Linked DNA regions of Homo sapiens: regions 1 and 2 are each linked to region 3. The links are chromatin loops, found by intact Hi-C in ENCODE. Cell type or tissue: endothelial cell of umbilical vein. All regions are shown on one strand. Links, peaks and the distances in the headings refer to the core of each region. The heading gives the core; the rest is flanking DNA. Region 1 has its middle 240 kb from the start of LINC01950. Region 2 overlaps LINC01950 (long intergenic non-protein coding RNA 1950). Region 3 has its middle 740 kb from the start of LINC01950.

Evidence for each region. A loop is a pair of places that touch in the nucleus more often than their neighbours do. Peaks named below come from ENCODE experiments on the same cell type or tissue, not always from the same donor. Only the 100,000 strongest peaks of a DNase experiment are listed, where the experiment ranks them.
Region 1: a loop joins it to region 3, with 12 times the contacts of the local background. A loop is called at or near these places in 3 of 110 quality-filtered maps.
Region 2: a loop joins it to region 3, with 7 times the contacts of the local background. A loop is called at or near these places in 12 of 110 quality-filtered maps.

Annotation. Positions count from the first base shown.
Region 1 is chr5:107,244,020-107,254,271 of GRCh38, reverse strand. No RefSeq gene overlaps it. Among named protein-coding and RNA genes, the nearest start is that of LINC01950, 240 kb to the right of the region's middle. In endothelial cell of umbilical vein, for the core only: a CTCF peak has its summit at 5,998 (motif pointing right); a DNase peak (open chromatin) is centred at 6,011.
Region 2 is chr5:106,870,824-106,881,075 of GRCh38, reverse strand. All of the region lies in intron 2 of LINC01950 (long intergenic non-protein coding RNA 1950), which reads left to right. Among named protein-coding and RNA genes, the nearest start is that of LINC01950, 140 kb to the left of the region's middle. In endothelial cell of umbilical vein, for the core only: a CTCF peak has its summit at 5,084 (motif pointing right); no DNase peak of the experiment used is centred there.
Region 3 is chr5:106,263,878-106,274,129 of GRCh38, reverse strand. No RefSeq gene overlaps it. Among named protein-coding and RNA genes, the nearest start is that of LINC01950, 740 kb to the left of the region's middle. In endothelial cell of umbilical vein, for the core only: a CTCF peak has its summit at 4,677 (motif pointing left); no DNase peak of the experiment used is centred there.

The sequences.
Region 1 (10,252 bases), core at 1,343-9,342, 980 kb before region 3:
CATTATTTTCATAACTGACATCTCTCTTACCCAGCTTCCCTTTCTGACCCTTGAATTCCATCCCAAGAGAGAGCTCTTTGTAGCTGTATCTTCAAACACTGATCATAGTCTCTTTTAGTTGGTCTTTTTACAGGTTATAATTGTCCAACATTATTTACTTTTGGTCTGTCTGGGAGACATTCAGAATTGGTCCACCACTTTATTTTTAGTGGCAGAGCGTGTCTATTCTTCAGCTGTTGGGAATGCTGGACCTGGCTGCGAATCTTGTTTGCTTTAAGTTGCAATGCTTTCAGCCCCATGTGTTTTAGTTTTTGGAAGCAGCTGTATTGGTAAAGCTTCTGGCTGAATTACCGGACAAAGCCTGCATTATAAAAATCCTCAACTTGTTTGCTCTTCACTTCAAAAAGACTGTGGGCTGCCAGCTTGTCCCACTCATGTTACCCACATGCCTGCTTAAGTTTTCACCAGCAGGCGTGAGTCTTTTGGTTTCTGTTTTTTTTTTTTTTTTTTTTTTTTTTTTTTTTTTTTTAACTTGGTTGGCCTATAGCTATTTGGTTTGATACTGATCTGTCAGAGACAAACCATAAAGGGGCTGGCACAAGATAGCTGGCAGCCCATGGCCCTCCTATTAGCAAGGATAAGATTTGAATGGAGGATTTTATTTTTTCCCCTGGTCAGCATCTTCAAAGTCGAACGGAGACTGGCATAGAATACTTCTGTTGGCTTTTGAAAGGTGGATTGCTCAGTCCCTGAACTCAGAATGCGTGCGTATGTGTTGGCATCAGGGACTCCAGGGCAGTAAAGCAGGCTTGAGTAGGAAACACAAACATGCTGTGGTTCATAAACAGAGCCTCACCATCAAGAGGAGGAGGAAGTTTCAGTTGGTTGGTGGCCCATAAAAACACTGGAATTCCATACATGCTATGCACTTGTTCAACCGCCTAAATTGCCAACATATCACTGCTTTTCATTGCCCCTAAATTAATCCTTCTGTTCCTCTACCTTGCAAAGTACTTACTGAGCCTTCAATACCACTTTAAAATTTTTATTATAATTGCAACTCAACTGTCTTTCATTTTTCCTTATGATTTGTTCTCTGTGTTGAAGAACCTCTGGATAATTGAAGAGATGAGTGGATGGCAGTTGCATTAATCTGCACTTGGTTACTGGTATTTACATTGGATGTCATGGACTCCATCCTCCAGTGTTCAAGATAAATGATGGCTGACAAGAGAATTTGCTTCCTTTAGACTTGTATGGGGCCTTGCTCTGACAAGAGATGTCAGAGAAGACTTGAAGAGCAGAACTCCAGATTTAGCTTTCTGAAACTTCTCAGCTTGGGCTTGAATTAAAATCAGAAAAATAAAACACACCTTTTTTGAGCATTGCCAAGACTAGAGGTGCAAACTCTCAGCCTTTGGCCCTGATCTGGTCCACAAAGTGGGTTTTGTTCATCCTGAACACATATATCTCACCATGTGGCTAGCTTTTTCTTTCAGATGGCTTAATTGCTATCACTTAAAAACTTAAATGTTGGGAGAATCACATGAAAATCTTGATTTCCAGCTCTTAGAGAATTTGTAAGGCCTGGCAATTCAGGACTTATATTCTTGTGTGCAAACACGTGCATGGGGCTTACTAACTACTGGTCCTTTTAGATAGGGCAAATTCACCACAGGCTCCAAGGCACTGAGGCCAGTGTCAATTGCCACTCATTGTATTTGCAATTTTGCTTTCTTAGCAAATAGCAGCGTTAGGAACCTTTAACATTGTGCCCTTGTCATCTTGCTTCCTTTGCCTACTATAGTTACCTGCTTGATGCCTTAGGATGTTTGCGTTTGTGTTGCCAGCCTTCAACTCGATGTGAGGCACAGGAATGTCAGTCAGAAAGCGAGAGTGTCCCCTCATCAAGGAACTCAGGCAATAGAACTCAGGCAATAGAGCCTGTTGGATTTATTTTGTGTGGTTTGTTTTTGTAAAATTCTGGTGTTTGAATACTTGTGGTGTCAGGAGTAATGACTATGGTAGATGCAAAAGAGAAACTTTGTTATTCCTGTTAGACATAAGTGATTCCAGTGGCAGTAATGCACTAGGGTTCGGGGAGAGTCTGAGCGGTCACAGGGCTGTGGAAAGCTTAAGTATAATGAACTGTGAATTCTTTGAAGAAGAAAACAAGCTCTTCATATCCTTCCCTATGTTGGAAATTACAAAAGAAAACGCAGGCTTGAACCCTACCGCCTTTTGAGACTGCATCAAAGAAGGAAATGTGAGAGCCATTATGTATTGTCTTGGAGCTCACTGGAGGACAGACTTCCCAGCTGAGTTCTCCGTGAGTTTGTGGGAAGAGTACCATGGATGGAAGATCTGTTGAAAAATTCATTCATTTTATTATGTGCTCCTCGAATTTGGGGCATTCTATGTCCATCCAGTCTCTTTGTAGGAAGAGGCACATCAAAGGGAAACCACACAAAATATCCTGAGTGCTTAATAAATATTTCTAGATGAATTTGTAGGATACCGTTTGTTTGTTTTGAACAAGGAAATCTGGGGCACAAGTAATTGGTTCCTGGCTTTCTAATGATTGGCTCTCCAGGAAGATATTGCCATTTGAAATTACTTAACATTTCTCCCCCAATATAAATGCTTAAGGCAAGAACTAGATTTTTTACCTAGCAAATAGCAATGTAAATGTCAAAGAACATATTCCAAAGCATTACACTTACAGCTCTTAAAATGGCATCTTAGAATGGTATTAATCACTGTCAGTTTTGTGTACAACATTTCATCAATTAAATAGCAAGAGGACCTGTCCTTTCATGGAAAGCAAATAACACATATGGATTTCCTCTTAGCAATTAGCTGAACATTCTGCATTTCCTTCTTGCTTGCAAAAAGGGTTTGGACTGAAACCATCAACATGTTTGTGTTCTTCATTGGTAAAGCAAAGCAGATGTGTAACAGCTTTCGGTAGAATCCAGATTCGTTTATAAAGTACCTTTTGAAACATCTTGATGTGGAAGCATTTCTGCATTGTTAGATCTTTTAGGATTGGATAGAAAGTGATACTCCATGAAAGTTCTGAAGTGCTTTAAACTTTGTCACATCTTGAATGGAGGTTTTCAAAACTGTGTCACTATGTGTATGTAGAGGAGAGTTTAAAACTTTCAAGCTTAATGTGAAAAATTTGTTTCCAGCAGGGACTAGTTTCAACTAGGTCTATGGATTTATAAAATGATGAGGCAATTTTATGCAGCAAAGACCAAGGATAGAAATGCAGTTTACATAAATGGCAATGGATTAGCACTTAAACCACTCTTCATGTATGTTTAAACAATCTTCCATGACCCTCAGAAATCTCCTTTTATAAACTTCATCATTTATCTGGGATTACAAGGGCAATGTTTTGACAACACTGTAGATTTACATGTAACTCGTCATTTGTTTATCATTTATTTGAGATGATTAGTGCCTGAACTTCAAATGCCTGGAATGTGTATTACACTCGTTTACATTTTTGGTAGACTATAGTCTTTTCAATGTACTTTTTAGGCCTGAGGACAGCTTGGTGACTTTAATGATCTTTCTAGTATCAGTCCCATCTAAGCCTGAAGAAAGCTGATGATTTATAACTTTTCAGCAAAGTTCAGTTTTAGTGATAATCCATCAAAGTCCTTAGTATTCTTCTCAGACTCTTGTCTCTCAGACCTAGTCCAACAAGATGTATTGGTCTCTGAAAATTGGCCCTCAGGGCCATGTAGTCTTCTAGAAACTCAGGAATGCAGCACCAGTTATAGGTTTTCCCAAATCTGTAGATGTAAGTGAACAAATAGTAATGTGGATACCAATAAAGCAAGAGAATATCTGCATTGGTAAAATACATACACACTGTATACCCTAGGCAAGTTATAATTATCATCCTCCAATATTGTCTATGCATCTAAAATAGCTTTTGCATTCATTCATATTTCCAATGATATAAATATGCCTGTTACCAACTACTTGTTATGATTTTTCCCCATTTAGGACCATCTTAAATTGATTTTTTGGCTTAAAATCAGAAAGAGATGTCCAGAGGAAGTCATTGAAAATAAATTCTATTTGCAGAACATGAAATTGTTGTGGTTGTGTGGTAGGTGAATGATTGTACACTTTAGAAATGGAAAGTTTAACAAGGTAGAGAATTTGTATTTGTGTTCAACAGAATTCCTTTGAGCGCTGGCTGTTGTGAGAGAAGCATTCTGAGCAGAAGACAAACTCTGCTCCTTTGGGGGCTGCAGATGGTGTGCACATTCACCTGTCAGTAGCCCTGGGTGTGTAAGCCATACCAGATGGAAAGGGAGAGAGAGAGAAGCAAGGCAGGAAGTGAGCATGGAGAAGTAAGAGGCAGCATCTGTGTGAGAGAGAACTGGCTTGAATAAGAAATGGCCAGAAATAATTTTTAGAAAGATTTCTGTGAAGCTTTGTGTAAATTCTCCATATTATCCATTAAAAGCAATTCACAATCAAGACCTACATAATACTTCAGGCCTTCTGTGGTCAGATTGCTGTTTAATTGAATGCAATGCTGTATAAAGACTGGTCCAGGTGACAGTCAGCTATATTTGGAATAAGTATGGGGAGGCACATGTGGGATTTTTGGATTCAAATTATTACCCTAGACCTAAACTAAAAGTGTACCTTCAGTATGATCATCTATGTTTTGGAATTATATGAAAATTAGTATTATGAAGTTTATACTGCATGTTTATTTCAACTGAAGAAACAGGGCATTATGAAATTTTGTAAAATATAAACATAGAGGAGTGTTCCTTGTATTATGTACATATGTGTCCATAGGATATATCTACAGTAGGGCAGTAGGGAAGGATAGATGTAGAAGTTTGGCAGAGATTTACGGGTAAGCCATATAATTCTAGAAACTGAATCAAAAACAGGAGGAACTGACCAGTATCAATGTTCACACACAATGTCCAAGGCAGAACTTAGAGTCAACAGTTAGATGGTTGATTAACCAAGAAGAAGAGCTGACTGAATGAACTCAATCTTTTATCTCCTATGATATCAAGCCTCTGGATGATATCACCTATTATAGTAAGAAGGTCATGAGACATCAATAAGGAAACAATAAGTCAGAAGGAGTTAAGGTCATGAGGATAGAGCAATGAGTTGCTGGGGGACAACTGAAGATGAGACAAGGGAGGGAGGCAGAAAAAACTATTTAATTGTATTGTGTGTAAGTCAGATCACCCCTTATGTCATTGGTTCTTGACCAGACTATGACTGGTTAAGGTTTGCTTTTAAAGACAAGGCTCTCAGGTGAGATAGAGCTAAGGTAGTCCTTGTGATGGTAATAATTTCTTATTATAGGGAAAATAGTAGCTGCATCTGTCTTGCTGGGGAACATTTCTCTGGTTGGGTAGATCTTATCCTATCAGTTTGTATCCTGTAGCATCATATTGGTTTGTTTGAGTTTAATGGTTGAGGGTCAACAGAGGAAGCCTTAAAAATTTCCTTGTGAACAAATGGGCTGAAAATTGATTTTTAACAGACTCCACGGATACCCATTTACTGAGGAAATTGGAATTGTTCTTGGAAAGGGAGAAGAGGTCAGTGACAGCCATGTTTAGGCTTGTTCAGTGGTTTTGCCTTACTTCACTGGACGAGAACAAATCTCTGGGGACTTGGCTGTAACTGTGGGACTGGAGTTAAGCAGACTTTGAGTCCAAGGGTAGAGGCCAGCTTGCCTAGAAACTGGAGAAATTAGTAGGAAATTTTATGCCAGGGACTGGAATAAAGGTCTCGAAAAGCAGTTAGAAATGCCACTGAAATGGAACAAAGATAAATAGCCTCAGGGCAGGGAAGTGCCACCAACGAAGTGGGGGTCTACAGGCGTTCAGGTCATTCATGGATTCTAACTCATCAGGAACTGCCATGGAGAATAGCTTATAGTTTTGAATTGGCAACTATGAATTAAGGAGAGGTGCAGCTGCAACGGTGGTCCATCCACTAGGGGGCAGTAGATTGAAGCATGGTCAATCAGAACTTGAGGCCGATTTACTATTTATAGGCAACGTTCTGGATTTTATTTCCAAACCAAGTAACCATCATGATTTTTGGAAGAGGAAAAAGAGGAAACTCTAGCAAACCTTCAGGCACACAAACAACTAAAACCTGAGGTGATGGTATGATTTCGGCGGCTCGAGTGATTTGAGTATGCTTCAGTTTCATGAAATCTGACCCCTCAAAAAAATAAGGTCTCCAGGTTGCAAACCCTGAAGAAGCTGGTTATAATCAAGTTGGAGATTTTACTCTATTATTTTTTTCAAAAGTGGCGTGCTGATCATAAGCAAAGTTGCTTTGATTCTCTGGCCTCCTCCTCGATTTCTCCATGTTTTGCAGACCTTAGGACACTAGGCTGCTCAGGAATTTTGGGGGGCAAGAGACAATCCCACATTTGTTTTAGTTGTTTTAGCAAGGGATTTCTAGGGGTTGTCAGCCCCTTGAGGGAAAGAATTAAGTGAATACCACTTTTCCCTAATATCATCAGAGACAGAGACTGGTATCATGTCAGAAATATGATGAGTTTTGCTCCTGGACTTTCCAAGGGGAGCTTCAAGAGTCATAGTGACTGAGATGAATCATCCTCAGCTCAGTAAGGATGGGAAGAAAACTGAGTGTGAGGCACCATAGTATGAGTAGGAGCAGGGCATGGGAAGCACGTACAGAGATGATGCTATTCTTTGTGGAATATTACCAAGGTGCTGTCACCATACGGTATAGCTAACACTTATTTTGCACCTGCCATGTGTCAGGCATTGTACTAAATGCCTAAACAGAATGATTTGTTCAATCCATACAATAATCTCAGGGTGAGATATTATCATTATTGCATTTTATAAGTGAGAAAACTGACGCCCCAAGCAGTTGGATTCCCACGGTAGGACTGGGTAACAAAGCTTGGCACCTGAGTTTTAATTTTACCTATGCTATTCTGCTTCAAAAATGAGGCAGATGATTTTATTCACCAGGGGTTTAGGGGACAGAGTACCAGATATGATAATTATGAGAAAGGCAGTTGTAAATTTGGGGGTGAGAGAAATACATCATATAAAATATTTAGAAAGTATTTTTTTTTGTTAAATGCTGTGTATCCCCTATCCCTGACACCCCCATACTTTATTTTTAAGAAATTATAAGTAAAGATCTATATTGTTCTTTAAGATTTCTGGAGTTGAACTTTTATATCTTTGAATTCAACACTGTGTCAAAAATGGTTCATGAGGGTGAACAGTTATATTTGGTTATAATAGTTATAATTCTGAATACATTTTATCATTAGCTGTGCATTTGTTATTTCTTCTTGACTTTTACATAAGATCTTTCTTCAAAGTTACTAAAGCTCTTTAAACGGTGGAAATTCAGAATAACGAAGACTGCGGCATGGTGAGGTATCTTCACTATGGTGTAGTGGTTATAAGCACAGACTGTGGTGTTGAGCTGTTTTGGACAGTTTCTCATCTTAAGAGTTGTGCTAACTCAGGGAAATCACAAGAATCCTGAGCCTCAGAATATCTTCTATAAAAAAGGGAAAATCTTTATTTACTAGGGTTTTTGAGAGTTTTAAATGAGATGACTGTAAAATACTTGTCAAAATGCGTGACAACATAATAAGAATATAATGTGACATATTGTTATTGTTATTATTATTAGCACTTCTATTTTCTGGTTGCTAGTATCAGCTTCACTCTGAATTGCATAATACATCAAGATAGACTGGATACCAAGTAATTTGACTATAGTAGCCTTCTATTGATAGCTATTAACTGTCTTGGGCTTATAGATAACTCTTCTTTTTTGAAATAAGTTTTTCTCCTGGATTCTAATGTTGCTCCTAAAATACTGGCCACTTCTGTTTGTCTTTATTTCTAATGTCTGTTCCTCTTTTCATTCTCTTACTATTGAAGTATCCCAAGGCCTAGAGCTTGGAACTCTCATCTTCTTTATTTTATCTGTACTCACTCCCTTGGGATATCAACCTCACATTTACATTGACCACTCCCAAATATATATCTCCAAACCAGAACCCAATTGTAGATTCATATGTTCAATTGCCTATTAACACTCTCACTTAGATGCCTAATAGACGTATTAAACAAATTATGCTAAAAACTGAACAGTTGCTTTTTTCTTCTAAAACTTTCTCTACTCACAGATTTCCCTATCTTCAGTTGCTCAAAAAGCAAAAAGAAAAACCACAGCAAGTAACAAAAAAACCGCTGGAAAACCTGAAATCATTCTTGGTTCTTCTTTTCCCTCATATGCCACATCCTTTCCACTGGAAAATCCTGTTCGCTTCATCTTCAAAGGATTCCCAGAATCTTATCATTTCTCCCTGCTCGCTCTGCTACCATCCTGGTCCAAGCTACTGTCATCTCTCATCTTCGTTCTTCCAGCTGCCCCCTAAGTGGTGTTACTGCCCCCACTTTTGCCCCCTTCAGTCTATTCCCAACACAGCACTCAGGGTGATCCACTTAAAGCATAACTTAGATCCTGTCACACCTCCGTTCACATCCAGTGGCCCCCATCTCACTCAGACCAAAGCCAGTTTTTTTGTTTGTTTGTTTGTTTGTTTTAATTGCCTACAAAATTCTGCACAATCTTGGCCACTTTCCCCCATACTTTTTTTTTTTTTTTTTTTTTTTTTTTTGAGATGGAGTCTTGCTTTGTTGCTCAGGCTGGAACGCAGTGGCGTGATCTCGGCTCACTGCAACCTCCACTTCCTGGGTTCAACGGATTCTCCTGCCTCAGCCTCCCATGTAGCTGGGACTACAGGCACGTGCCACCATGCCCGGCTAATTTTTGTGTTTTTAGTAGAGACGGGGTTTCGCCATGTTGGCCAGGCTGGTCTGGAACTCCTGACCTCAGGTGAGCCACCGCGCCTGGCCCCCATACTTTTTTGACTTCTCTCATTGTTCACTCTTTCTCCATTTCGCTGCCTTCCTGGCTTTTCCTTGAGTATATCAGGCACACTCCTTTCTCAGGTCATTTGCACTGGCTTTTCTCTCTTCCTTGATTACTTTGCTTTTAAATATTCATAGCATTCACCGTTTCACTTTAAAGTATTTGAGCATCCTTTTTACAATTGTAGCCCCTTATATTATCTTCCTACATTGAGTTAAACTGGACTAATTTGAAGGAATTATTTTTCTGCAGAGTAATTGTCACTTATTAATACACTCTATATTTTATTATTTATTCTGTCTATTGTCTGCATCCACAACTTGAGTATTTAAGCTCCATTAGAACAGCAATTTTGCTGTTATGGCCACTGCTATCCTCCCTGTGCTAGAATAGTGTCTAGTTTGGTAAATCGTAAAAACTGCCTGTGACTGATGTGATTAAACACTTGTTGAATAAATGAATGATTTATTTATTCTTTATGATTTAGACTTGGTGTTTTTGGTACTTTACTGTACCATTTACTGGAATCTTGGGGGAGCTTTAGTCAATGGGTATGACTGCAAGCTGTGAATGAATGTCAGTGCATTTACAAGACTAATTTTAAATATTTGGTACGTATATGCATATACAGTACATACATAGGTCTTGGCCTCTGCCATCCTAAATGTTCAGGGTAACATTTCCTTCTGGGATGTGTAGTTAGGGAAATCAGTTTGGTTCTTATACCCCACCTTCCACCAAAAAATAATGGAGAATGCATCAACAAAGGTAAGAAATAGAAATGCATTTGTTTTTCTTCTCTTTGGTAATTGTAATTATTTTCTTTTCCTTTTCACTTGTGACACCACTAGTATTGCAAACCACAGAACTCAACACTGAAATATTTCTGCTATTTGGAATTCAGGCAATAGCGGCCTTCACCACCTTCTCTTTTCTCACTAACAAGTGAAGGAGCTATTATATTATATGCATGGACTGTCCAATGAGCAAAGGCCAGGTGTTGCTCTGAGTGACAGCCTTCCGGTTTGCAAAAACTGTAACTCTGGTTATTCAATTGAGTGATTGTGTGGCTGTATGTCACTCAACTTTCAGAATACTTCTCTCAACTTCCATTGTATTGGCTGCATTCTAAAGTTGATGCTGCAAGGAGAGGGTAGGGTGAGGTAGACAGCACTGACAGTTGAAGCATCTGCAAGCTGGGGCACATCTCCTGCTGCAGTGTGTATCTTTGGCTAATAGTGGTATCATTCCTCTTTTTCCTTTTTAAATAAGTGACAGGTAGTTGGAATTT
Region 2 (10,252 bases), core at 972-8,971, 610 kb before region 3:
ATAATTTGATCAAAGTCCTGAAGAAAGGTAGGGGGGCAGCCAGGCAAGATGTGAAAGCCTCATGTTCCAGCACACTGAGTGATTCAGACACTGCACAGAGGCGAGTATGAGTGCACTGGAATAATGACGGGGAGAGTAGTGTGAGATGAGAGAATGCAGGTAAGGGTGGGTCAGGTTATGCAATACCTTGCAGGCTTGCAAGACTTTGAAGTAAAAGGAGGAGCTGTGCAGAGTTTTCAGCAAAGAGGAGTGACACTATATGACTCATGTTTTAACAGTTTTGCCTACTCTACAGATGGTATAGCTCATGAAATAGAGCTTTATTGCCTTATCATTTTCTTTTCCATACAACCTATTTCAGGTTCCTATATAACAGTCTGTGGTAAAGAAACAGCATCATGATCCACCTCATAGTTATGTAACTCATGGGCGGGGGAAGAGCTTATTGGGGCCTAAATATCTAGCTACCTATGTCCAAGAGATGCAACAGACAACTTTCCAGACTCTAAAGTTCTTCCATGTTTATGGAAAGAACAAGGCTAACTTGTCGTCTTTTTATATATAAAGAAATTGAGGTTTGGGGTATGAAGAAGAGTTTCTGACACTAAATCTGTATTTCTTCCAATTACAATATGCTGCCTCTCCATAGCTTTATAAAATAAGAAAATGATGATTTAGACTAAGCACCAACACATTTTATTTGGACAGGGCCACATAGTAAATATTTTGAGATTTGCAGTGCATACAGTATCTTTTACAAGCACTGGACTCCCTGTTACATTGCAAGAGAAACCATACACAATACATAAATGAATGGGCTCAGCTGTGTTACAATAACTCTTAATTTATAAAAACAGACAGTGTGGTGAGTAAAATCTGGCCTGTGGGCCATAGATTGCCAACCTTTGATTAAAATTATGCTGGTTGAGAGCAAAGGGGAGATTGTAAAACACAGTTGCCAGAAGTTATACTGATTCTTTTATGCTTAGTAGTTCCTGGGTGACATTGAACAGGAAAAAACTATGCAAATAAGAACATGAATATAATTAGATTTCGATTGCACCATATTCCTACATATAGCTCATCTGCTGCCTAACCAAGAATACCTTTGGGAGGAATTATAAGTTAGTTTGTCTTTTCTTACAAAATAGTAATTGAGAGAGTCCATCATAGGTAGATGAAAATTACATATTTGTTTCTCAGAAATTTGTAAATGATTTGCTACATTTCCCAAGGCATTCGTGGCTTAGAAATACAAGTTTAAGAAATAAATAAACATTTATAAAAATTGAAACTAAGCATTAAAGTTTTAATATTTCTGTGTTGCTACACCTAATAGCTTATATTAATACAGCATCTTTATTCTCTTACTTTCCATGCAATATATCTGTGAATTTTATATATACGTTATAAAATTTTTATTTGTATATTAAAATATATAATTTATATATAATAAATAATATATTTATATATATTATATATAAATAAATGTTATATAATATTATATATGTATTTCCTAACCCTACTTCCAGATAGGAAAACTGAGCCATGATAAGGATTAATAAATGCCTAAAAAATAAGTCAATAACAGGTCTGAGTCAAGAATTCTAATCTCCTGGTACCCAGATTAATGTGGTTTACATTTTCTCTAAATCAATATATGTGTAGGCCCAAACAAGTCTCCTAAAGCAATCAAATAGGAATCCTAGGGTATGCCAGTTTCAGACAAGAATAATAATTTGCATGTGTGCATTTGAAATGAGGACATATCTACACTTTTCTAAAGCTGAAAACCTATCTTTGTGAAACTCACATTTAGCACAGATGTTTCACATACCTTATTATTACTGGTTAGCATATTTAAGTAGTAAACAAGTTTGTCAGATATTTTCCTTGGCTAAATAACTTTAATAGGGAAGATTGTCACTAAAAGAGATGACGAAAAGTCCGCAGTGGCCTTCTACCTCACATCCAAATGCAGGTAGGATATTTGCTAGTTATTACTTAAATCTTTGCTGATAATCACTGACAAAATGACACAAGAAAGCCACTCACTAGAAATATGCTTTGGCTAGCTCCTGATAAGAGGGTTTATTTGAGTCAAGATATATTATCTATAATCACATATATCTGTTTTAAAAATGTTTATAACATTTTTGAAGGCTTGAATTGGAAGAAAAAGGTTAGTTGGCTTTTTACTTGTTAACCTAAAAATAAAAAAGCAACATGAAATCCCAACTACATATGTTATGACAGACACATGAACGACTGATTCAGGTTTCTGTATCAAAACAAATTTTGCTTAGGTAAAAGAGGTCTTATGGATACAAAATTTAGATTTAAAAAATTGGAAGCAGCATTTAGGCTTTTTCTAATAAATATATCTTTCAACTTGTCATGAAAAAAGGTTGAAAATATGTAGTTTATTTCAGACCTGTAATGGACACATAAAGGAAACAGAGAACCTCTGCAGGTATCCTGGATAGTTTTGAGAACTATGTGTTGCATTTCATATATTGGAAAAATGTTTTCTACTTGAGTAGAGTTGTGTGTATTACCTTATTAAATAATATCTAGTAATCTTAATGTCAAGATACAAAAAAAAGTATTAAAGTATTTGTTATTATCATGTTGAATACTAAAGATTAATCAGTAAGTATTTGATTAACTGGTTATATAAACATTTAAATATAGGTCACACCCACACAGACACATATGTACACACACACACACATTCTGTTGTATCTTTAACTCACACATTATTGCATATATATGGGTAAATTAAAGGTGCATTCTAAAAAATGTCGTAGCCATATGAGAAAGCTTGAATTATATACAGAAAATGTTACATTATAATCTAATGGAGTATCCATTTATGATAACGTCCAATGGTAGTATCCATTTCAAGCTCTGACTTTGAGAAGGAAATACATTTTCCCTAAAGAGAAAACTTTCAAATTAGTCTTCTTTCATCATAGCTTATGGAATGCTGAACTTGGCAGAGGAAAAGCAAAGAATCAGACACAAGATGTTGAACAGCCCGATTTGAAAGTTAGAAATTTGCAGTTGTGTATAGTCACTTATATTCAAGTAATACAAGAAGCTAAGGTTTTTATCAAGCATAGTAAAGGGACCATTTGGTAAAACTCCATGCTTAACACCCTGGTTTTGACCAAATTAATATGTCAAAACAGAGAACTTTAGGGTCATAGAAATTAACAACCTGAAATAAGAAACAAAAATCTTGGTGTAAGGCAACAATATTTTAGAATGCTAAACAGAGAACTGGATTGATTAAAAAAAACTGATGCAAACAAAGCTTTGTTAGCCAAGAGAACATAGAAATGTATTTTAGGACTCATGGTATAGTAATCGTAATTCGTGTATGTAAGCCTTTATGATAAAAACGTACATTGCTCTCATTAGGGAGATATGATCAATATTTTTGAATAAGTCTTTTTGTTAATTTTATAACATCCAATATGAAACAAGCCACTTGGTATTGTTAAGTACTTCAAACTGTACAGATTCTCTTGAGAACCAAATAAATATATTTTAAAGGAATTAAAGCTCAGTGTCTGATATAAAATACATATAATTAGAGAGAAGATAACCTTACATAAAATTGAATAATACAGCCAGAAATTATAATACTTATAATGTTTTTTATTGTTAGAAGGGCCTTGGTGTGGAGGCTCATGTCTGTAATCCCAGCACTTTGGGAGGCCAAGGCAGGAGGATTGCTTGAGGCCAGGAGTTCAAGAGCAGGCTGGCCAACATGGTGAAACCACATCTCTACTAAAAATACAAAAATTAGCCAGGCATGGCGGCACGTGCCTGTAATCCCAGCCACTCAGCTGACTGAGGCACGATAATTGCTTGAACTCAGGAGGCAGAGGTTGCAGTGAGCAGAGATCGTGCTGCTGCACTCCAGCTTGGGCCACAGAGCAAGATTCTGTCTCAAAAAAAAAAAAAAAAAAAAAAAGAAAAAAGAAAATCTACATGCTAATTTGACAAAGCTTCAGAATGTCCATAGTTGTCCTAAAAAAAAAAATTGTTAGAAGGGACCTTTATATTTTAAAAATGCAATGGTCATGTGTAAGGGAAATGTCTGTGCTTTAGTCAGGAGTAGGCTGAGGTGGCCTTCCAGCAGCATAACTCAGCGGGTTTGGAGCGCAGGCACCACAACTCCCCACGTTATGTAACCACGCCATGTGAGGCACATTACCTAACCACACCACGTGAGGAGCATTAGGTAATCACCAACATGAGCTTGTGCTTGGCCCAGAGCCACTACTGTCGGTAAAAGGTATAATTATGCTGCTAATGCTGTACATACAGCATGCTTGTGCCCATGGCTTGCCTGCATCCAGGCTCATTTGTGCCCAGAGAGTAAAAGCCATGTTGAAACTGTCTACGATTCCTCAAGTGTTTTTCCAGCTACCCACCACTGGCCCACCAACTCCCCTCAGACCTCAGTTAGAACCTGACAGTTGGCAACATGAACAGGATCTCAAGCTGTGCTGCTTGGATGGGCTATGGTGGAAACCTGGGTGGTGGTAAATGGGTCCCCGGCAAGCATGAAGGCGCTGGTGCAGCTGGAAGCACAGAGCACTGAGAAGGAGCGAGCCTTTGTCGGCAGAGTTGGATGGGTGTTTTTGAATGCACTATGAGAGGTATACACTCAGTCCCTGAGGGATGCAGCCCAGGTAAGGGACCTTCAGGCACAGGCGGGACGCCTGGAGACCTGGCTACAGAACTTGGAAAAGGAATTAGAGGCTGCAGTGAATGCAGGCCTGGGTCCGCCATCTTGGCCTGAGACCCCCCACTCAGTCTGAGACTGAGGAGGATGAACCCCCGTTGTGGGCTGGCCCAGTGGTCCATCAGAAAGTAGATCATGAACAGCCGTTGGGCCCCAAGGGCAGGCTCAGGGACTCCCCCACCATAACGCAACACACTTTATATATTGCCCATACCCCAACTGAGTTGTAGGAATTAGGCAAACAGTGCCGCCAGCATCCAGGGGAACCTCTGTCCGCCTGGACAGCCACGTGGACTGTGTGGAATGACGCTGGTGAAATACCAGAAACTGTCAGTAGATGGCAGTCGTATACAGATTTGGTGCAAGTCATTCGGGAGATGGGCATGCGGCAGGCTATGTTTGACCTGAATATCTGGGGGCCAGATGATGAACGTTTCACCTTCCACATGACGGATCTCCTGTTGGGTTCTGCGTCCCCAAGTGCTTTCAGCTCCCTAGCTGCTGTCCTCGCCCTGTACGTAGGGTGCTGCATACATGAAGTGACCACTGCTATGGCGGCTCTCGGGGAAGCAGCAGACCATCACTGGGACCGCGCCCTAAAGAAGGAGAAGCTGCCCCACCCACAGGAGACTCCCCCCAGAGGAGAAAACGGAGCCCCAGTGAGTGACATGCTCACAGATGTAGATAGATTTGATTTTGGCTGGGGCTGACTGAGAGAAAATTGATCAGCAGCCCAATGAAGTACTCTGACTTTGTGGAGACAGTTGTCTCTGGAGCAGCAATTCCAGAAAATGCCCAGTGGGGAGAAAGACATTGCTGCGCGAGCTAGTCCCGCCCAGGTGCTTCAGCTCAAAGACTACTTGTAGCCAGATGGAAATGTTTTTTCTGTTTGATTAGGGAACTGGTCGAGGTGCCTGGCTTGAGAGAACACCAGACAACCAAAGGCCACATGTGGAATTAGCAATCCACTGGTCCCCCACCAATGTACAGCGGCGGGTGCTGGTGCAGGTGGATATTGGCAAAGATTGCAGCCTTGTTTACGGGAACCCGGATAAGTTTCTGGGCAAGGTTGCATAGACAGCTCTGAAGGCCAGTCAGTGAAAGTGAAACCTGTATCTCGCACCTAGGCATTGGCCGTTTGGCTCCCCACTTATGCACTGTGCATGTCTCTCCCATACCTGAATACATCCTGGGGGTGGATATTTTGGACGGCTTGGCAGCTGTGCCGTTTATCATGGACTTGATGGACCGCTTGACAGAACTGGGCCAGTACCAGTGTGTGGTGGACTTGGCTAATGCATTATTTTCTGGAGAGCCAGGAACAGTTTGCCTTCATGGGAGGGCACAAATGGACTTTCACAGTGTTGCTGCAGGGCCATATGCATAGCCCCATCATACTTCATGGTCTTGTTAATGATCTTATGTTAACCCATGGCCAACTCCTGGAATACAATGTGGCAAGCTTTGGACAAAGGATTCTGCAAGACCCATGGTGCACCTGCCCCCTGACTGGCTTGTAGCATCTATGATGGGTGGGGATGGCTAGTGGGGGAACAGGTAGTACCCCCGGCCCAGGCACTGTGGTGCATAGAGGAGCACTACGGTAACACCCCTGTGGGATAGGTACCTACCACGGCCTGTGTAAACAAAACACGTGTCATCACACTGAAGGTATGGTGGAACAAGCAGCCCCACCGAGGTTGGGCCTCGATGGATTTGGTGCCCTCTGGGGGTTTATGGGTCTGTGGGGACACAGGGTAGCCTTACCTACCAGCGGACTGGACTGGACATTGTACTTGGGGGTGGCCTTATGTACTTGTCACTGTTCTTCCCACATTGCCCAGACACCTACATAACTGAGAGATGCCACACTCTTGGTTTCTGTGAATGCAAGGAGCCCTATGGTGTTTCTACCCCTTGGCAGTGACTATCCCTGGAGCTGGTGTCATAACTGTAGGAGCACAGGTTACTTCTCTTGTAGAGCACACCGCTTAGGCTCTGAATTATACCTGAGTGGCCCTCCACCTATTAATGGGTGAGGTTGATCAGATGAGAAAGGAGGTACTGCAAAACGAAATGGCCTTAGACATAGTAACTGCTGCACAAGGAAGTACCTGTGCCCTTTTAGGAACACAATGTTGTACCTTTATCCCTGACAATCAGCAGAACACAACAGCCCTGCGAGGGCTCCTATGGGAGATTAAGGCAGTCTAGAGCCTTACTGACAACCACCTGCAGAGATGGTGGGCATCTCTAGGCTCTGGCCTACACTGGGCCCTAATAATCATAAGTAGCATAGCTGGGATCCTAGTAGTGAGCTGTTGCTCTCTGTATTGTTGTTGTGGGTTATGAATTCAGGGCTCTGCCCTGTGGGCACGTGTTCCTGCCCAGAGGATTCCCTTGGCCTAGGGGGTGGAGTGAAAAGGAAATGGCTGTGTGTTAGTCAGGAGTAGGCCGAGCTGGCCTTCTGGCACAGCATGACTCAGTGGGTTTGGAGCACAGGTGCACAACTCCGCAAGTTACATAACCACGCCACGTGAGGTACATTATGTAATCACGCCATGTGAGGGGCATTAGGTGATCACCCACGTGAGCTCGTGCTTGGCTCAGAGCCACTATTGTCTGTAAAAGGTATAATTATCCTGCTAACGCTGTACATACAGCTTGCTCACACCCACCGCTTGCCTGCTCCCAGGCTCGCTTATGCCCAGAGAGAGAGAGTAAAAGCCATATCGAAACTGTCTACGATTCCTCGAGTGTTTTTCCAGCAACCCCATAATCACCCACCAACTCTTCTCGAACCTCAGTTAGAACCTGACATCATGCCTACAAATGACACAATATTAAAAACAAGCAAACAAAAAATCTCTCTCAACTACTGAGTCAAAAAGACAAAGTAGAACACAGTAATACACACTGATAAACAAAAAGTTACAACTATGAAAGATAAGTAGAAGACAGGTGGATAGATTCATACACATGCAAATTTAGAGAGAGACAAATATAAATAAAAGCAACCAGGAAATACAAATGTGATACGGTCAATGTTGTAGGAGGCTATCACAGATCAATAAAAAATTAACGCTTAAATATAGCTTTAAAAGTATATATTTTAAAGAACAAGATAAGAATCAGATATTTGGCTCTATTTAAAATGTTTAGAAGTAGAACAAAGTGCCAAAAGAAAACAGAAACCATCTGCTGCTTCTGACCTGTTTCTTTCCTCCTACCTGCCATGGACACAGCTCAGTTTTGAACAATTTTTTTCTTTTTGTACTTTCTTTGCCCCTGAAGAAAACCTAGAGCTCCCTGGAGAGCTCCAGTCACCGGAGGACAAAACTTCCCTATTTTGCTTAGCTTTGCTTTCTTTTTATTCACAGTTGAATGTGAAGTCATTGAGTACATTTAAAACAGATCCCTCTACATTTTAGGTAAATAGAGAAACAGGCTTTCTTGGAAGTGTTGTTGCCAAGACAGGGGCAACCCAGAGACAGGGGTTTAGTTTCTGGGTGGGGGTGGAATCAGGAATCTATGTTAGCTGTGTCCTGAATACTTGGGAAAATGTCTCGAGAAGACTGTCTTGGTCTTCTTGGATAGAAGTCTTCTATATTGGATAGAAGACTATCTTCCATTTTTTGAAAATTGTGCAAAAATAGTGATCTAAGATGGTTAACTTGCAGCTTAGGCTACAAAGATTTGAATTTAATCAAGGCTTATTTCTGTAAAACGAAATTAGAGATACACTGCTTTATTTTGACACATCATTTGCTACCTTTAAGAGGGAGAATAATGATGGAGTTACTGGGTTCCTGTTATTTTTTAGTTTGGCTTTCTTTAAGAGTTCAAGTTATACTCTGACCCACATAATTTCTGAAATTCCTTGGGGAGTTTGGTGAACGTGAGTTAAATTATTGATTATTTTGTTATTTTACTTCATATTCAACTTCAAAAGTAGGCTTCTACAGCTAAATTACTGGAAATACCATTTGGGTATTAACATCTGCTGGATTTTAGAAGTTTAGTCAGCCTAATTTACATCCTCTGAGTGTTTAAATGCATGTTTTAACATATCTCACTTTTATGTGTATTACATATTTCCTCAAGTATTAAAGTAAAATATAATCATTGAATAAAATTTGAAAAATAGCAAACACTATCAAGCAAAATCAACCATAGTCCAATGTCAACATATTATATATATATATATATATATATATATAAAATGCCAGGCATAATAAAAGGTGCATTATAAATAGGACATAAAAGTCAATTAAATTATATCATAGAGAAGTACACTTTGGATCAAGCTTTTAAAAATTATGATTGTATTACATCTATCTTTCCATGTTAAATTTTCTATTATACAGCCATTTCACAAATTATTAAGCCAGCATTCTATTATTTGGTATTGATATACGGTATTTTCTAATTATTTTTTACAAGTGATGGTTCATTTCAAGAAGTGGGATTATTGAATCAAATGCTATGGTTTTCTATATTTCTTAATAATTAACTAGTAATCTAGATAGCGTGATGAAAACAAGTTTCAGAGCTTCACAGACTTAGATTCAAAAGTAGGAAACTCCAATTTTAAGCTTTCTGCTTCCACTAAAAAATAATTTTTAAAATCAAGATGTTGAAATTGTACATCAGAAGAAGCCTGTTAATAGAATATAATTAAATAACATATTGAATTTAAATATGTCTACTTTAGATCAGGCACGGTAGCTTGCCCCTATAATCCCAGCACTTTGAGAGCCCAAGGAGGGAGGATTCCTAGAAGACCAGAGTTCAAGCTTACAGTGAGCTGATTGTGACACTGCACTCCAGCCTGGGCAACAGAGGAAGACCCTGTCTCTAGGGGGAAAAGAAAAGAAAAAGAAAGTCTATATATCTGTTTATTTTAAACCTACTAAAGTATTTAGTAGAGAACCTGGCACATAGTATATTCTGAAATGATAAATATTTTTTACTTCAAAAGGCCTTATAACTGTCATATTTGTTCCAAACATTACTTTATTATTTGCAGTTTATTTTTGTACATGGTAATTTTGACATCAAGACGTTTATATTATTATGGAACAAAATCTACTTTTCTTTTTGTATTATTCCCATTTTCTTTTACGTTTAGAAAGTTATTCCCCAAATTGAAGTCAGAAAATAGATCAGCTATATATTTTTTAATTGTGTGTCTTAATTTTTTTTTACAAGGAAAAGTATTATAAACAAGGTGAAGAGTAGAGAACTGAGTGACTAATTTTCTCGAATATTACCTAATTGGATAATAACTATAGATTCCATTGCATTCTCTATTTGAATAAAAAAAACTAGATGTCTGAGCAAATTCAACTGCACAGGAATAGACTCACACTAGATCAAAGCTTATTAGGTTTTGCATATTGAATTAGGGCTCCTGATGATAACCTTGACCTTCATACATATCTTAGAAAAGGAGATGTCTATCAGCATAGAAGCAGATATTAAAGAGGG
Region 3 (10,252 bases), core at 1,340-9,339:
AGCTTTCTGAAGGACCCCACTGAGAAGACTCACTAAAGAAAGCAGTTTCCATGTCCTGATGATTTTGTCTCCCTTACCCTGACCAATCAATGGCCCTAATTTTTGGTCATTTCATTTTCTTGCCCTCCATGATACCCTTAAAGACCCTGCCCAGACCTCGTTGGGGAAATGGATTTGAGGGTCTCCCCCCACCTCTTTGCTGGGAAGCTTATGATCATTAAACTATTTCTCTGCTGCAAGCCCTGTTGTGTCAGTGCAATTGGCCTGTTACTGCACAGTGGGCATGTAAGCCTCTTGGTCCTGTAACAATATTATGATTTGAAAGAGCAAAATTCAATCCAGGCTTGAAGGAAGAAAAATTGGCTCAAACTGAAAAAAGAAAAGGCAACCCTTCCCTTAATGAGGATCGAGAGACAGAGATAAAATCAACTGCAAAAGTAAGAAGAAACACTGTTTCTCCTTAGTTAATGCACCAGTTGTAAAATGCTTTGGCAACCACTCATTGAGTGACTACTCCTTGCTATTTTCATTTTATTATTAATTAATTAATTATTTTTTTAGAGACAGGGTCTTGCTCTGTCATACAGTTTGGAGTACAGTGATGCCATCATAGTGCACTGTAGCTTTGTGGGCTTGAGCCTGAGCTCAAGTGATCCTCCTGCTCCAGCCTCCTGAGTAGATAGACTATAGGTGTGCACTATACCTCCTGGCTAATTTTTTATAGTTTTTGTAGAGATAGGGTTTTGCTATGTGCCTAGGCTGGTTCTGAACTCCTGGGTCCAAGTCACCTTCCCACCTTGGCCTCCCAAAGTGTTGGGATTACAGGCGTGAGGTACTATGCCCAGATGCTACATTCTTACCAATGCATTCTTACCAATAATACCCATACTCTCTTGGCTATTTTAATTTATGCCTATGGATATGCAATGGTTAAACTGCCCTCACCTCATTACAGCAACCACTTCTTAGTTAATCTCCATTGTTTTGTTTTGTTTTTTTTTTGAGATAGAGTTTCACTCTTGTTGCCCAGACTGAAGTGCAATGGCATGATCTCGGCTTACCACAACCTCTGCCTCCCTCATTCAAGCAATTCTCCTTCCTCAGCCTCCTGAATAGCTGGGATTATAGGCATGGCCACCATGCCCAGCTAATTTTGTATTTTCAGTAGAGACGAGGTTTCTCCATGTTGGTCAGGCTGGTCTCGAACTCCTGACCTCAGATGATCCACCCACCTTGGCCTCCCAAAGTGCTGGGATTACAGGCATCAGCCACTGCGCCTGGCCAATCTCCACTTCTAATCCTGCTTTAGGTAGTATCAATTCAGAAATGACCCTCCATCTCTGACAGTTTTTTTTTTTTTCCCCATAATCTTTCAGCAGAAACTCAACTTTGCAAAAGTTGTTTTCTTTTTCTCATGAGTTGAGTAGCATGCCCTGGTTCCCTTTTTCTCTCTTTTAGGTGCATTCCACAGTTCTTACTTGAGAGTTACCATGTTTGACTGTTGGCTGATTTTTGATAGTCTTTAGCTGATTAAGCTTTTATAGTGAATATTCCACCAAGATTTGGCTGAGACTTTTAAAGCTGTATACCAGGATCCATGACTAGGTAACAGTGTACATGTGTCTCCAAGATTGAGGTAGCCTGGTCCTCTGATATGATCAAGTTTCACACTGAATTTGGGCTCTGATGGTCTCAGTGAGTCATTTAATGTCAGATTTACTATTTATTTCTTAGAATATGATGTTCTGATCATACTTGGGTGTCCTCGTGAATCTTGGCTTCACACGCTCTGATGTTTGTGATTGTCTGCATTTGTCTTTCTGTTTATGTGTTATGCATTGCCTCTGAAGAGGCATATATAGGGAGGGGCTGATAAGCCTACATTGAACAGACCCTGGGGGCTGAGGAGTTGAGAGAGTGTCTTTAGTCAGGCGCCATATGGAAAAGTTTGTTTCAGGTCACCTTTATGAAACCATGTTAGGACTCTCCACTGTGTGAAACCTCTTTGTTTAGCTCAGCGTTTTGTCAGAGCTTTCTAGTGCTGTCCCCTTTTTTTTTTTTTTTTTTCTAAACTAGATTCTGTAGATGGAAAGTTATACAAGCTTCATTTTTTATTAATTGTATATTTCTCATGGGGTTATCTTACTCTCACTCATGGGGCCTGCCCCAACTCACTGGGTGGGAAACTCACCTTTATTACTTATATATAAAACTATGCTAATTTATTTGTTTATCTTTCTAATTGTCACAATCTAACCAAAGACAAATTGGAATCATTGTGGCCCTTTTGTGGGAATTCCCTATTGTGGGAATTTTTCATATGTACAAGATTGTTCATTTAATAGGAGCCTTGGTATAGAAAGAAAGAAAAATTACAATTAAAAAATGTGTTTGCTTTCTTTAACTGTTAGGATAAAGCTTCTAAAGACAATTCTAATGTAATTCTAAAGACCCTAACACTGGTTCTCTGAAAGACTTCCAGCAAAGGTGTGGTGGGTTGCGTTGTGTCCCCCAAAAAGATATATTTAAGTCTTGCCAATGGATGCCTGTAAATGTGTTCTTTTTTTGGAAATAGGGAAGTTAAGGTGAGGGTATGCTGTGCCCTCAATCCAATGACTGATGTGATCTTAATGGAAGGAGAGTGAGATTTAAATACAGAGACAGAGAGGAGAAACACAGAGAAAAAATGACCCCATGGAGACAAAGACAAAAATTGGAGTAACGGGATGGCAAAGCCAAGCAATGCCAAGGACTGTCAGCAACCACTGGGAGTCAGAGAAAAAAGGAAAAAAAAATCCCTATACCTCCCAGAGGTGCAACGTGGCTCTGCAGATACCTTCACTTCAGAATTCTAGCCTCCAGAACTTTGAGAAATTTCTGTTGTTTTAAGCTGCACAGTGTGTGGTAATTTCTTATGGATGCGATAGGAGACAAATACAAAAGCTAAGTGAAAAATGCGAAAAGCTTGAGACTGCTTCTCTGGGGGATGCTTCTCAATCCTACTCCAGTCTCCTCGCCTTCATCCAACTCTTACTCTGCCCCACTTTTCAGCTTCTCCCTCTTCTTCGTCCCCACTCCCAAGGCCAGGCTATGTCCCCAAAGACCCTTGGCTTTTTCCTCTTTCAACTACACCTAAAAAACCCAGGCAACTTTGATTTATTTCACATTTGTCTAAAGACAAACTGTTTTTCACCATTTCTTTCCATTTCTCTCTGTTTTTGCCTCTCACTTAGAAGATTTTAAAGGTAAATTGATCAGGAAAAAGCAATTTTTTTGTTGTTATATGCACACTCTAGGAATATCTAGTTCAGATAAACAGCTAAAAATGTCTAAAGAAAATGAAGAAAAAGTTAATTAACTGTGATTATTTTGCTTTAAGAAATGTGAACAAGTAAGTTTAAATAATGGCTTTGTAACTGCAGTTATAAGATAAGAAGAAAAGGCCTTGATTCAAGATAAAAGGGCAGCTTTCAAACGTGATTTAAATTTTGTTTATGAAGGCAAGGTTTGTAAATTGTATTTTTTAAAGTTTATGTAATATTTTTGATAAAAATGTGTAACTTTGCATTAATTGAAATGAGTTTGTAATTTTGTTTTAAAGATAACTCTATGGCTTCCCTGTGGTTTTCGTAGATATCATATTCTCCTTTAAATAAAATTAAATGTACAGTTTTCATAATTCAAACTTTCTACATAAATTATGTTTTCTAAAACCATTGTATAATTGAAAGCCAGAAAAACCTTCTTTTATGGCAGCTTGCTTTATTGCCCTTCATAGATAGTGTGGTTTTTACAAATCAAAGATTTGTGGCAACTCTACATCAAGCAAGTGTATCAGTAATATTTTTCCAACAGTATGTGCTGACTGCTTGTCTCTATATCACATTTTGATAATTCCAAAATATCTCACATGTTTCCATTAGTATTGTATCTGTTATGGTGATCTGTGATCAGGGATCTTTGATGTCACTATTGTAATTGTTTTGGGGTGCCACCAATAGCACTCATACTAGATAAATATGTGTGTGTTCTGACTGCTCCACAAGCCAGCCATATCTCCGTCTCTCTCTCGTTCTCCATGGTCATCCTTATTTCTTGAGACACAACAATATTGAAATCAGGCCAGTTAATAATCCTACCATGACCTGTAAGTATTCAAGTGAAAGGAAGAGTTGCATGTTTCTCAATTTAAATCAAAAGCTAGAAATGATTGAGTTTAGTAGGGAAAGTATGTTGAAAGCTGAGATAGAACAAAAGCTAGGTCTCTTCTAAGAAATAGCCAAGTTGTAACTGCAAAGAAAAAGTTCCTGAAGGAAATTGTTAGTCCAGTGAACACACAAATGATCAAAATGCAAAATAGCTTTGTTACTTATATGGAGAAAGTTTTAATGGCCTGCATGAAAGATTAAACCAGCCATCACACTCCCTGACGCCACAGCCTAACCCAGCACAAGTTCCTAACTCTCTTCAATTCTATGAAGGCTAAGAGAGTCAGGAAGCCACAGAAGAAAAGTTTGAAGCTAGCAGAAGTTGGTTCCTGAGGTTTAAGGAAAGACACCATCTCTGGAACATAAAAGTGTAAGGTGAAGCAGCAAGTGCTGACATCCAAGCTGTAGTAAGTTATCCAGAAGATCTATTAATAGCTAAGATAATTGAGGATGAGCATAAATAGATGTTCAGTGCAGATGAAACTGCCCTCTAGTGGAAGAAGATGCCATCTAAGACTTTCCAAAACTAAAGGAAGTCATTGCCTGGCTTCAAAGCTTCAAAGGACAGGCTGACTTGTTAGGAGCTAACGCAGCTGGTGACCTCAAGTTGAATCTGATGCTCATCTATCATATCTATATATGCTATATCTGTTCTGTGTGCTATATGGAACAGCAAAGCCTGGATGACAGCACATCTGTTTATAGCATGGTTTACTGAATATTTTAAGCCCACGCTTGAGAACTATACTCAGAAAAAAATATTTCTTTCAAAATATCACATTTCATTGACAATATATTTGGTCACTCAAGAGCTCTGATGGAAATATACGAAAAAAATGTTGTTTTCATGACTGCTAACACATCTATTCTTCAGCCCCTGGATCAAGAAGAATTTTAATTTTCAAGTCTTATTTAAAAAATACATTTCTTAAGGCTATTACTGCCATTGAAAGTGATGCCTCTGGTGGGTCTGAGAAAGCAAATGGAAAAGCTTCTGGAAAGGATTCACCATTCTAGATGCCATTAAAAACATTCCAAATTATGTGAGGAGGTCAACCTATCAACATTAACAGGAGTGTGGAAGAAGTTGATTCCCACCATCGTAGATAATTTTGCGGGGTTTAATACTCCAGTGGAGGGAGTAACTGCAGATGTAGTGGAAATAGCAAGAGCACTAGAATTAGAAATTGAGGCTGAAGATGTGAAGATGTGACTGAACTGCTGTCATCTCACGGCAAAACTTAAATGGATAAGAAGTTGCTTCTTATGGATGAGCAAAGAAAGTAGTTTCTTGAGATGGAATCTACTCTTGGTGAGAATGCTATGAACATTGTTGAAATGACAACTAAGGATTTAGAGTATTACATTGTGATGGTTAATGGTGAGTGCCAACTTGATTGGATTGAAGTATGCAAAGTATTGTTCCTGGATGTGTCTACGAGGGTGTTGCCAAAGGAGATTAACATTTGAGTCAGTGGGCTGGGGAAGGCAGACCCCACCCTTAATCTGGTGGGCACAATCTAATCAGCTCCCAGTGAATATGAAGCAGGCAGAAAAACATGAAGAGGTGAGACTGGCCTAGCCTCCCAGCCTACATCTTTCTCCCATGCTGGATGCTTCCTGCCCTCAAACATCAGACTCCAAGTTCTTCAGTGTGGAGACTCGGACTGGCTCTCCTTGATCCTCAGCTTGCAGACAGCCTATTGTGGGACCTTGTGATTGTGTAAGTTAATACTTAATAAACTCATATATATATGTGATATATAGATAGATATATATGTGATATATAGATATATATGTGATATATAGATAGATATATATGTGATATATATATAGATATAGATATATAGAGAGAGATATCATATATATATATATATCCTATTAATTCTGTCCCTCTAGGGAACCTTGACTAATTCATACACAAACTTCATTGATAAAGCAATGGCAGGGTTGCAGAGGATTGACTCCAATTTTGAAAGAAATTCTGCTCTGGGTAAAAGGCTATCAAACGGCACTGAACTACAGAGAAATCGTTCATGATAGAAATAGTCCATTGATGGGGCAAATGTCATTGTTGTCTTATTTTTAGAAATTGCCACAGCTGCCCCTGTCTTCAGTGACCATCATCTTAATCAGTTAGCAGCCATCAACAACAAGGCAAGACTCTCTACCAGCAAAAAGATTTCAATACCTGAAGGCTCAGAAGATTGTTATGATTTTTTAGCAACAAAGTATTTTAAAATTAAGGCATATATATACATTGTTTCGTAGGCATAATACTATTTGCACACTTAATAAACTACACTACAGTGCAAACAAAACTTCTATACAGACTTGAAAAAAAACAAAACAAAAAAATGTGGCTTGCTTTTTTATGATCTTGGCTTACTGTGGAGTTCTGGAACCAAACTCTAAAGTATGCCTGCATTTAACGAAATTATATGATAATGATGATGATGTCATCTTAATTTTTTATTAAAAACTTTATTATGCTATAATTAATGTACAATACATAGCACATATTTAAAGAATGTAATTTGAAATGTCTGCATATATGTATATATTCATGAAACCATCACAAACTCAAAATAAACAAGTTCATCATTTACAGAAGTTTCTTATTCCCCATGGTAACATCTTCCGACCTCTTAATATTCTACCTCTGTCTCCAGGAAACCACTGGTCTGCTATCTGTCACTATAGATTAGTTTGTGTTTTTCATAATTTTATAAAAATGAGATTATATATTATGTACCATGTTTTTGTTTGGATTTTATCACTCAGCATAATTATGTTGAGATTCATCTATGTTACAGTATGTATCTATAGTTTATTTCTTTCTATTGCCAGAGTTTATCATTATATGGATATACCCTAGTTTACATAATAGTTTTTAATGGCAAAGGTTAACTCTTTCAGGTGTCTTTAGTAGCTTTTCCTTTAAACTGATAACTGAATATCTGATGTGTTTTGAATATCCTCTCCAATTCTAGATTCTGCCTTATTACAAACTGACATTATTAAATATTTCAAAGGACTTACACAATACAGTGTTTAATCAATCATTAATTATGAGCAGCCTTTTCTCAATATCCTTTTAAATAACCTTTGCTTGATCTAAAACCTAGAGACTTAATTTTCTGGACATAACACCAGAAAAAGATTGTTTTGAACCCTCATGGATAGGACCTTATGTGGTACTGTTAACAACCAGTACATCACTGAAAATCCAAAGGTTTCATGTTTAGGTTCATGCCTCTCAATTATAATTAAGAAAAATATACCTTACTCAAATCACTGTCCCCCAAAACTTTCCTTATCAGATACCACAAGCTGAGAGTTCTTAAGCCCCCTATACAAACATACACACACACACACACACACACACACACACACACACACATACACACACATTCCTTCACTTAAGCAGTCTTTGGAAGGTGCTAACTCCACCTAAGTACTTTGCACTAAGTAGATGACTGCCTGAGATGCTGGGAGCTTCCACCACAGAACAGAATAAAGAACAGAATAATGACGATTAAACCTGTGGTTGTCATGCTTTAATCTTCATTATTCTGTTCTAGGTATCCTTTCCTTTGGCTTTGATATTCCTTCCTACTGGCTTACAGCTACTTTTAACTATGTTACTTAGTTCCCTCAATTTTTAATACTGTTTTTTACATTATTAGTCACTCATTGGTATGAGTCAAACACCTACCTACAATTTGCTCATGAGCTAGCTAAAATGTGCAAAAAACCTGAATATTGAATTTTCTTTGAAAGACAAACAACTTTCTTTTGTACCAATGTTTTGTAATAGAGCCATTGGCTTCCTAAGCATTTGCACCCAACTGTTAAGAAACTTTTTAGCTGACAAACATCACAATAGACCAGAAAACCAGAAATCTAAAACCCTATCATGTTGTGCATTTCTTCACTGAGATGATGCTCAGGAAACATTTGTGGCATTTACCTTTTATAATCGTACTTTCATAGATACATAATTTGAAGAAGTCCTGGGGAACAAATGACATATGTTCAAAGGTTGTCTTACTTTTACATGCTTTACCATAAATGTGTGTTAGATAGGCTCAGGCCTCAGTTTATTTGGTTGAAATATACCTGATGTTTATGGTTTCTGTACAGAAAACACAGTCACTGCATGTCAAACAACACTTGACAAATAACCCTGCAGCATTTTAATTCTATTTGGCAAGCTCATAGTTGCATTTTGGCCACAAATGAATCACTGAGTGACCCCTAATGATTGGTACTAAGTTTCCAGCACAGACAACTATTGGTTATTACTGACTTATGAGACGAGATCGGGTATCGCCACAAAATCACACTGGTTTGCAGGAGAGTCCATGACATCGCTTGAAATTTGTTTTGGCTTTTCTTTCATACCCTCTTTTATTCATGCCCTTCTCTCTCCCTCAGCGCCTAGTGACCACTGATGTGTCTCTCTCCTTATATATTTACTTGTTCCAGAATGACACATAAATGGAATCATGCAATATGTCATCTTCTTTTGCCTGACATAATGCATTTGAAATCCATCTATGTTGTGTCTGTATTGGTAGTCTGTCCTTTTCTGTTGCTAAGTATTTCTTATTATGAATGTACCATGTTGGATCCTCTAATTTGAAAACTCTAGCTTTTCTTTAGCTCTGAGACAAATTCTTTTGATTTTAATTTTATTATTTCCTTCTTCCCTTTTTTCTGGTCTCTTTATAGTACTCTAGTCTGATAGCAGACATCCTACTTTATGCTTTTATCTTTCCTTTATGTCAGTTGACTTTTAGTTTATTTGTTCTGTATTTCGGGAAACTTCTTTGAACCTTATATGTCTGTGTTATTGGTGTGTGTATGTGTATGTGTATAATTTGGGAAATTATATTTTTAATTCTTAAAAACTTCTTTTCTGATTTCAGTGTAATATTTTTAATTTGTCTTGTTCAAGATACTACTTTCAAAGCTTTTTAATTTCTTTTATCCATAAAATAGATTTCTCCAAGATCAGTTGTTTTCTTTACCTTGTTCTCCTTTTTGCTTAATTTTTTTCTCAAATATTTGGCAAATCTTTCTTTTTTTTCCAGCCATAGTTAAGAATGAAAGCCTAGTTTAATTATTATAATAGTCAATGCAGTTTTCTTTACCTCTGTTTACAATATATATGGAAGCAGCACTTTCTTTGTAGATGTCTCTCCGTGATGGGTATTTCTTGAATATGGGGTACACGAATACAAAAGAGGACCCAATGTGCCACATTAAACAACTCAGGTCTGCTCAGGAATATTAGCTAATTCTATTAGAGAAGAGCTCTCAGTTTAATATCTGGGTATAGATTCTGGGTTGCCAAGTGCTCTGCATGTATCAGAAGGCAGAAAATGTGATAGCTGAGGTAGCTTTTCCACAGATAGTGCTTCCAGTTAACATTCTTCCTTTATTACCAGCTGGTCCTAATCTTTGTATATATGCCTGACAATTTATGCGGTCTTTTTTGGGAAGACTTATTCCATCTCTGCTCCAGTATTTTCCTTTTTGACTTCCAGAAAATAAGTTCCTTGTTTTTGATGTATCAATGTGTACTTCCAGTCCCCAAGAAATCTTTCAAAATGTCTTCTCAATGAGATCTCTGATTTCCCATTCTCAACAACCTAGGTTTATTCTCTTTTCATCTATTTCAGCTTCATTCTTCGAAAGCTCAAACATTTATAAAATTAGATTTCTGACAGAAAGTAAAGGAAGTGTATGCTGTCATACTGAAATATTTATTCAGCTTCAATTTTGTCACAAAAATTTGTAGTTCAGTTACTCTAACTAGATATAAACCGTATACTTTATACCTCTTTTACCACATGGTTACTAACAAATATATATAAACTATTTTCTCTATATTTATATGTTTATACACTATATATATGTATAAGGTATACATATATAAACACTATTTTCAAATTTTATTTTGATTGGTAGAATATTATGGCTTGTTTAGATTTAGTTAAAGTCATGTGTACAGCAGAAACAATTCATATGTTTAG